2 separate regions of the Homo sapiens genome follow, and region 2 is linked to region 1. A link is a loop called in an ENCODE intact Hi-C map of the cell type or tissue named here. Cell type or tissue: heart right ventricle. All regions are shown on one strand. Each heading gives the region's core, and the rest is flanking DNA. Links, peaks and the distances in the headings are about the cores only.

What was found. Hi-C counts contacts between places; a loop is a spot of excess contacts. Peaks named below come from ENCODE experiments on the same cell type or tissue, not always from the same donor. Only the 100,000 strongest peaks of a DNase experiment are listed, where the experiment ranks them.
Region 2: it touches region 1 in a loop (1.9-fold over the local background); 1 of 110 quality-filtered maps calls a loop at or near these places.

The regions. Positions count from the first base shown.
Region 1 is chr5:71,972,862-71,975,780 of GRCh38, forward strand. No RefSeq gene overlaps it. Among named protein-coding and RNA genes, the nearest start is that of MAP1B, 130 kb to the right of the region's middle. In heart right ventricle, for the core only: no CTCF peak of the experiment used is centred there; a DNase peak (open chromatin) is centred at 1,491; H3K27ac peaks cover 1,998 bases.
Region 2 is chr5:71,890,602-71,893,520 of GRCh38, forward strand. No RefSeq gene overlaps it. Among named protein-coding and RNA genes, the nearest start is that of CARTPT, 170 kb to the left of the region's middle. In heart right ventricle, for the core only: no CTCF peak of the experiment used is centred there; a DNase peak (open chromatin) is centred at 1,466; H3K27ac peaks cover 1,709 bases.

The DNA.
Region 1 (2,919 bases), core at 297-2,796:
TTTGAAGCAATTCTATTATTCTCCCCATTGTACAGATGAGGACACTGAGGACCAAGGAGTGGCAGAGCTTTGCTAGAAACTCAACTCTGACCTCAGAGCTGGAGTGCTTCCCCTAACCCCATGCTGAAAATAGTCACTGCTGTTCCGGGACTACCCTGCCAGCTTCTTAGTTGTCAGATTTCGGAAACTGTATCAACTCTCTCAAGTGGAGGGGACACTTTGAACAAATAAATATTGACAAGCACTGTCAAAATAGCTGGAGATTCTGACCCTGTCAGGCTAATCTCTGTTCTCCCTGTGAAAGCTCTGGCTTCCGTCACTCTGGGTCACATTCCGGCCTGCCTTCCTGTCAGAGTCCTACATTGCTCTCCTCTCCTCCACAATGTGCATATTGCAAGTTGGTCATCCTGTGTGTGTATTTACTTGCTGTGGCTTGTTTGGGTTCAGTTTTTTGAGTGTTCGTTTGCTTTTCCCAGACAGTATCAGATCCAGCCTTTCTGCCCCACCCCTTTTTGGAGGTACCGCTCTTTTCTACGCTATAAATGACTGACCAGTTGGGACTGAACTTGGCTGGGACAATCTCTGTTTTCACTCCCCTTCTATGTCCATCCTCTGTACTTTCAAAGTCTCCTGGGTACTCTCCTTCTTTCCTACAAGGTTGCAACTGTGTACCTTCTGTTGCCTCTCCTAGGCCTGTTGCATCCTGGAACACAGTACAGCCAATAAATGTTTGTTAAATGAATGGATGAATGAATGTAGTTCTCAATATGTATAATCATGGCACTCTGACAAAGCTGCTGTTATAATCCCTTTGTAAAGGAACCACATGCTTAATTTTAAGATAGAAGGATTGCAGCAACAACATTGCACGAGTTTTTCTCTTTTGACAGTTTCTGGTTCATCCGAGATCCCTGCACCTGCCAAACAGAAACTCACATTCACTCACACACCAGTTAGGTAAGAAGCAGCTGGCTAAGTATTGAGCTATTCTTGCCCAAGTCCACCATTTCCATGTAGGGGGTTGAAAGGAAGCTGATCATTTTCCTTCGGTTTTTTAAAGAATGTCCTTTGGGCTTTTTAGCATCCTTGTGACAGGCATCATGTTCATCTCAAGCTGTTTGGTGAGTACAGGGAGATGGGTCCCTGTGTCAGGTGCTATATTCTTGTTGAGATACAAAAGCTTCAGTTCTCAACTCTCCAGCCCTGCAGGGGAGAATGAGGTCTTATCAAGATTGCTTGGCAAAGTGTATTATTCATAAACCCACCTGGCTTATCACCAAAAAAATGTTGTGTTCACTGAGAGAGGCTCTTAAAGAATTCTCTGTTAATATTTGCTTTGTCATTTCAGAAAGCCTTTAGCTAGGCCTGATCAGACAGTTATTTCTGGCTGGGTACAAATTCTGTTTTCAGAATATTGCTTGGCTCTTTGTTCCTTTCCCCTCTGTGCTGCCCACCCCCTTGCCTGACTCATCTCTTCTAGAACCTTCTCTGTCCTTTCCCAAACCACTGGGAGTGATTTACTAAGTACATTTCCCAGCCAGCTCCCAGACACTGGCTAGAAAGACCAATTTACAGGAACAAAATGTCCCCACATTGTAACTGGGTCATGGTCCAAAATTTATTTGAAAATCAGACATTGGAATTAACAATGTTTTTTTTTTTTTTTCTCAGAGAAATAACAGTGGAGAGAAGGTCTCACGATATCCCCAGAAGCCACTTTATCTATAATGAAGCTGAATTGTAACACAAATGAGGGATCTAGGAATAGAATATGTGTCGGTGCAGAAGAGGGGACTAGTGGGGGACAGTAGGGGAGGACAGGAGGAGAAATTGGAGGGGGAAGATTTTTCTCCCTCTCTTTATTAATACAGTTCTAGTCCTGGGCCACAGTTCATAATAATCAGGTCATGTGCACACAGCCTCTTGTGGCCTTAGAGTCAGAAGTGATTGGAGTTCAGGGTCTGACTCAGGTTAAACAGACTCATACCAGCTAGATGTGCCAACCAGAATGGCAGTTAAAAAAATTGCTGGCTATCAAGCATGTTGCTACCAGTGCATTTCCTCCCTGGAAGCAAATCTGCAAGGGAAGCTGGAGTGCAATCAGAAAACTGTGTTGAGCCTCACTTAGATCAGGGATCAACTGTCACAGGACTAGACAGGACAACTTTAGACCCTACTAGTCTCTCTTCTGGCATTCTGCATAATCAAGGCTTGGGAGTTGCTTCTTTCACATTCTCTTTTCTGGGCTTTCTGGCTTTTCTTATTTATTATTATTATTTTTTGCCAGATACATTGTTGCTTTAATTATGATGATGTCTTCAATCAGATCAGAGCCAAAATTGGTAGCCTGGGAGCCATTCTGGTTTTTTTTTATTTGTTTGTTTGTTGGCTTGTTTTAGGTTGATGTAGTATTGCTCTTATCCAACATGTGCGGATTTTGTAGTATAACTAGTGGGAAACAATTTACTTTCTATGTTCTCAGGGATCACTTTAATTCAATGTCTCCAAACCTCCAAACATGTTCCAACTATACCTTCAGCTATAGATAGCATCACTATTTTGTGTGGAGGAGGCAGAAGTGGTAGAAGAAAGAGTGGAATCAGTCCATCTTATTCCACAAATCTTCAAAATTTAAAAATATTTGCTGCCTCAAATTTTTTTCAGAAGCAGCAGGAATATAAAGTAGAACAAAATACATGAAAAAACATAAAGAGTTACTTATTATCTTTTACCCTTAACTGAAATACTCTTTCTTCTAGAGAAAATGATGTCAGCTAGATGTTAGAAAGAAAGATGAACACACTAATTTATACTCATGTGCAAATGACTAGGTAACACTTCTAGTCACATTTTGAGAGTTTTCTTCTTTTGAGAGAGGGCATATAGTGATACATATGTATCTTTAGTAGAATTTCAGGC
Region 2 (2,919 bases), core at 98-2,597, 82 kb before region 1:
TGAGTGGGAGTGTGGTTGCCCAGGGAGAAAGTAGAGAGTTGAGGAGAGCTGGGCGCGGTGGCTCATGCCTGTAATCCCAGCACTTTGGGAGGCCAAGGCGGGTGGATCACCTGAGGTCAGGAGTTCAAGACCAGCCTGACCAACATGGTGAAATCCCGTCTCTACTAAAAATACAAAAAATTAGCCGGGAGTGGTAGTGCGTGCCTGTAATCCCAGCTACTTGGGAAGCTGAGGCAGGAGAATCTCTTGAACCTGGGAGGCGGAGGTTGCAGTGAGCCGAGATCATGCCATTGCACTCCAGCTTGGGCAACAAGAGCGAAACTCCATCTCAAAAGGAAAAAAAGAAACCAAGAGTTGAGGAGAGGAGAAAGCCGGCACCAAAACCCCAGGGAAACTGTATTTATTGAGAAGCAATGGAAGAGTAATTAAAAAGGAACCAAGGAGGAACAGCCAGAGATGTAGGAGTCCTGGCAGCCTGGGCAGCAGAATTCCCAGGAGTCACATGTTGTGAAAGGATGAGGAAGATGAGTGTGGAAAGGCACCCATTGGATTTAATGACAAAGAAGTTTCTGGCTGTCTTGTAGAAAGCATCTCTGGTGGGGTGAGGAGTGAATGGCATGTGAGGAAGCTGGTGTGGAGGGTGCAGGCGAGCCTACACCCATGGCTGTGAAGAGGGAGAGGTGGCTAGAGAGGAAGATGAGAAGGGCAGGTGACTGGTCTGGGGCTCACAGTGAGTTAATATATTAAATTAATTCATCCACCTAATTAGGTGCCTGTTATGCAGCATGTTGTGCTAGGCACCAGGTAGAAAGAAACTTAAGACATGCATTCCAATGTGTAAAATTCAGTGAGTAAAGCCCCAAAAATGCAGGATCAAGAGACCCACTTTCCTATATTTGCTAAAAAATAATGTGGTATAGTAAAAATGACACAGATTTTGGGTAAAAATAGATCTAGGTTCAAATCTTGACTTTCTTTTTGGCTATGTGATCTTGGGCAAATTATTTAATCTCTCTAAGCCTCAGTTTTCACATCTGTAAAATGGGAATAATAATATCCCCCATATAGATTTCTTGAGAAGATCTGAGATAAGGTCTATTAACTCTGTAAGGGTAAGGGATTTGTCTAAATTACTCAGTATCGTATCCCCAGTACCAAGCATAGCATAATGCCTGGCCCATAGCAGGGATTTAGTAGATATTTGCAGAATGAATGGATGACAGAAGGTATGTGAAGAACCTGGCATAGAGGAGGTGCTCTGTAAAGGGTAGCCATTCTTCCTCACTGCTCTGGGACCTGTGAGGATCTGTCACTGGATGCGTGAGGATGAGATAATGAATTACCAGGCAAAATGCTAAAGCCTCTGGTTGGCAATGAGACGTAGGGTGGATATCCTGTTCTGAATACTTGGCTCATGATGGGCGTGAATGGATAAGGGAAGCAGCTCGTGCCTGGCCAGAGGCAGGCCATCAACAGTCCTGTGCAGTACAGGGAGGCTGAGGGGAAGGAATGTTAGGCATGTGCTGACTTACATGTGACCTCAAGTGAGAGGGACAGGCTGTTCCAGTCATCTCATCTAGGTGAGCAGCTTCTAGCTCTCAGGCCTGTGACTCTCAGTGGCCTGGGTCAGCTCAAAGGTTCCTGCCTGTCCACAGGTGCTGGCCTTTTCTGGCTACTCTTCCCTGTTCACAATTTAGATGCTCAAGGCAGCAGAAAAGATAACAGCCAAAAGTGGAGGCAATTTACCTCTTTGTTAATTCCTGCCTGAATGAAAACAAAAAAATTGTTGTGTGTGTTTTCTCCCTGGAAATGTCATACCTCCTCAATATTTAAAAAAGTCCTAGGACAGCAAAAAGAAAAAAAATCACCAAATTGGTGTGGTTTCAGGGTCATGTTTTTCTTTTTTTCTACCTGGTTTTTAATATACTCTCTGCCTAGTTTCTTTTCTTTTTGGACTTGAGGAAGGCCAGAGCTGCTTTTCCTGGAAGAATGATGCTCCGTGACTGGCAAAACCAGTGAGAGAGACACTTCGGCACATTAAGAAGCCAGAGGCTCATTAGTGTCTATTTACTACCTTGTAGAATGCTCTCGAAGAAGAACCTGAGACTGTCATCTCCTGGAATGGGGCTCCCCAGAGCTTCCTCACTCAGGATGTGCATAATGAATGTAGCAGCCTGGGCAGGGGGAGGGCGTCACATGCTGGGCCTGTGGTCCCAGGGGCAGCCTCATCTTTCCCTGGCTCCTTCAAAAGCAAGGCATTATGGGCAGGGAGGGATGATTTATGATCTCCTCTCTTTGGGCTCAGCGTGGATGCTGTGGGAGGAAGGAGGCTGCTCTGCCCAGGGGCAGGAGCAGAGCACCCACACACCATGCAGAGGATCACTGGACACATCTCACATAGTCAGGGTTGGAGAAGAACTCATGATCACCTGATCAGCCTCTCAAGTCTACAGAGGCAGAAAATGAGGCACAGGGAGAAAATGGGGCTGGATGAAGGCCCACTCTTAGCCCATGCCAGAGCAGAGGAACATCCATTCATGCCTAATCCAATGCACTGTGCTGATTCACCTCTCTCAGTGGTGAATTTTCCCATCTGGAAAACTAGGCTGATATTGTAGATCCTAGCTTACAAAAACATTCTCAACTGGAATGTGAAAGAATACACAATTGGGAGTCAGAAGACATTGGTTTGGGTCCTAACCCTGTGGGATCTTGGGCAAGGCACTTTGCCTATTTGAGTCTCAGTTTACCTTCTGTAACATGAGGTGAATTATCAACAATAATAGCTAATATTCTTGAACCCTCACTGTGGGCCAGGCAATGTGCTAAGTGTTAGGGTTATTTCAATTATTCTTCTTAATAACCTTAAGAGGGAGGTACTATTATTCCTATTTTAAAGATGAGGAAACTGAGGTTGAG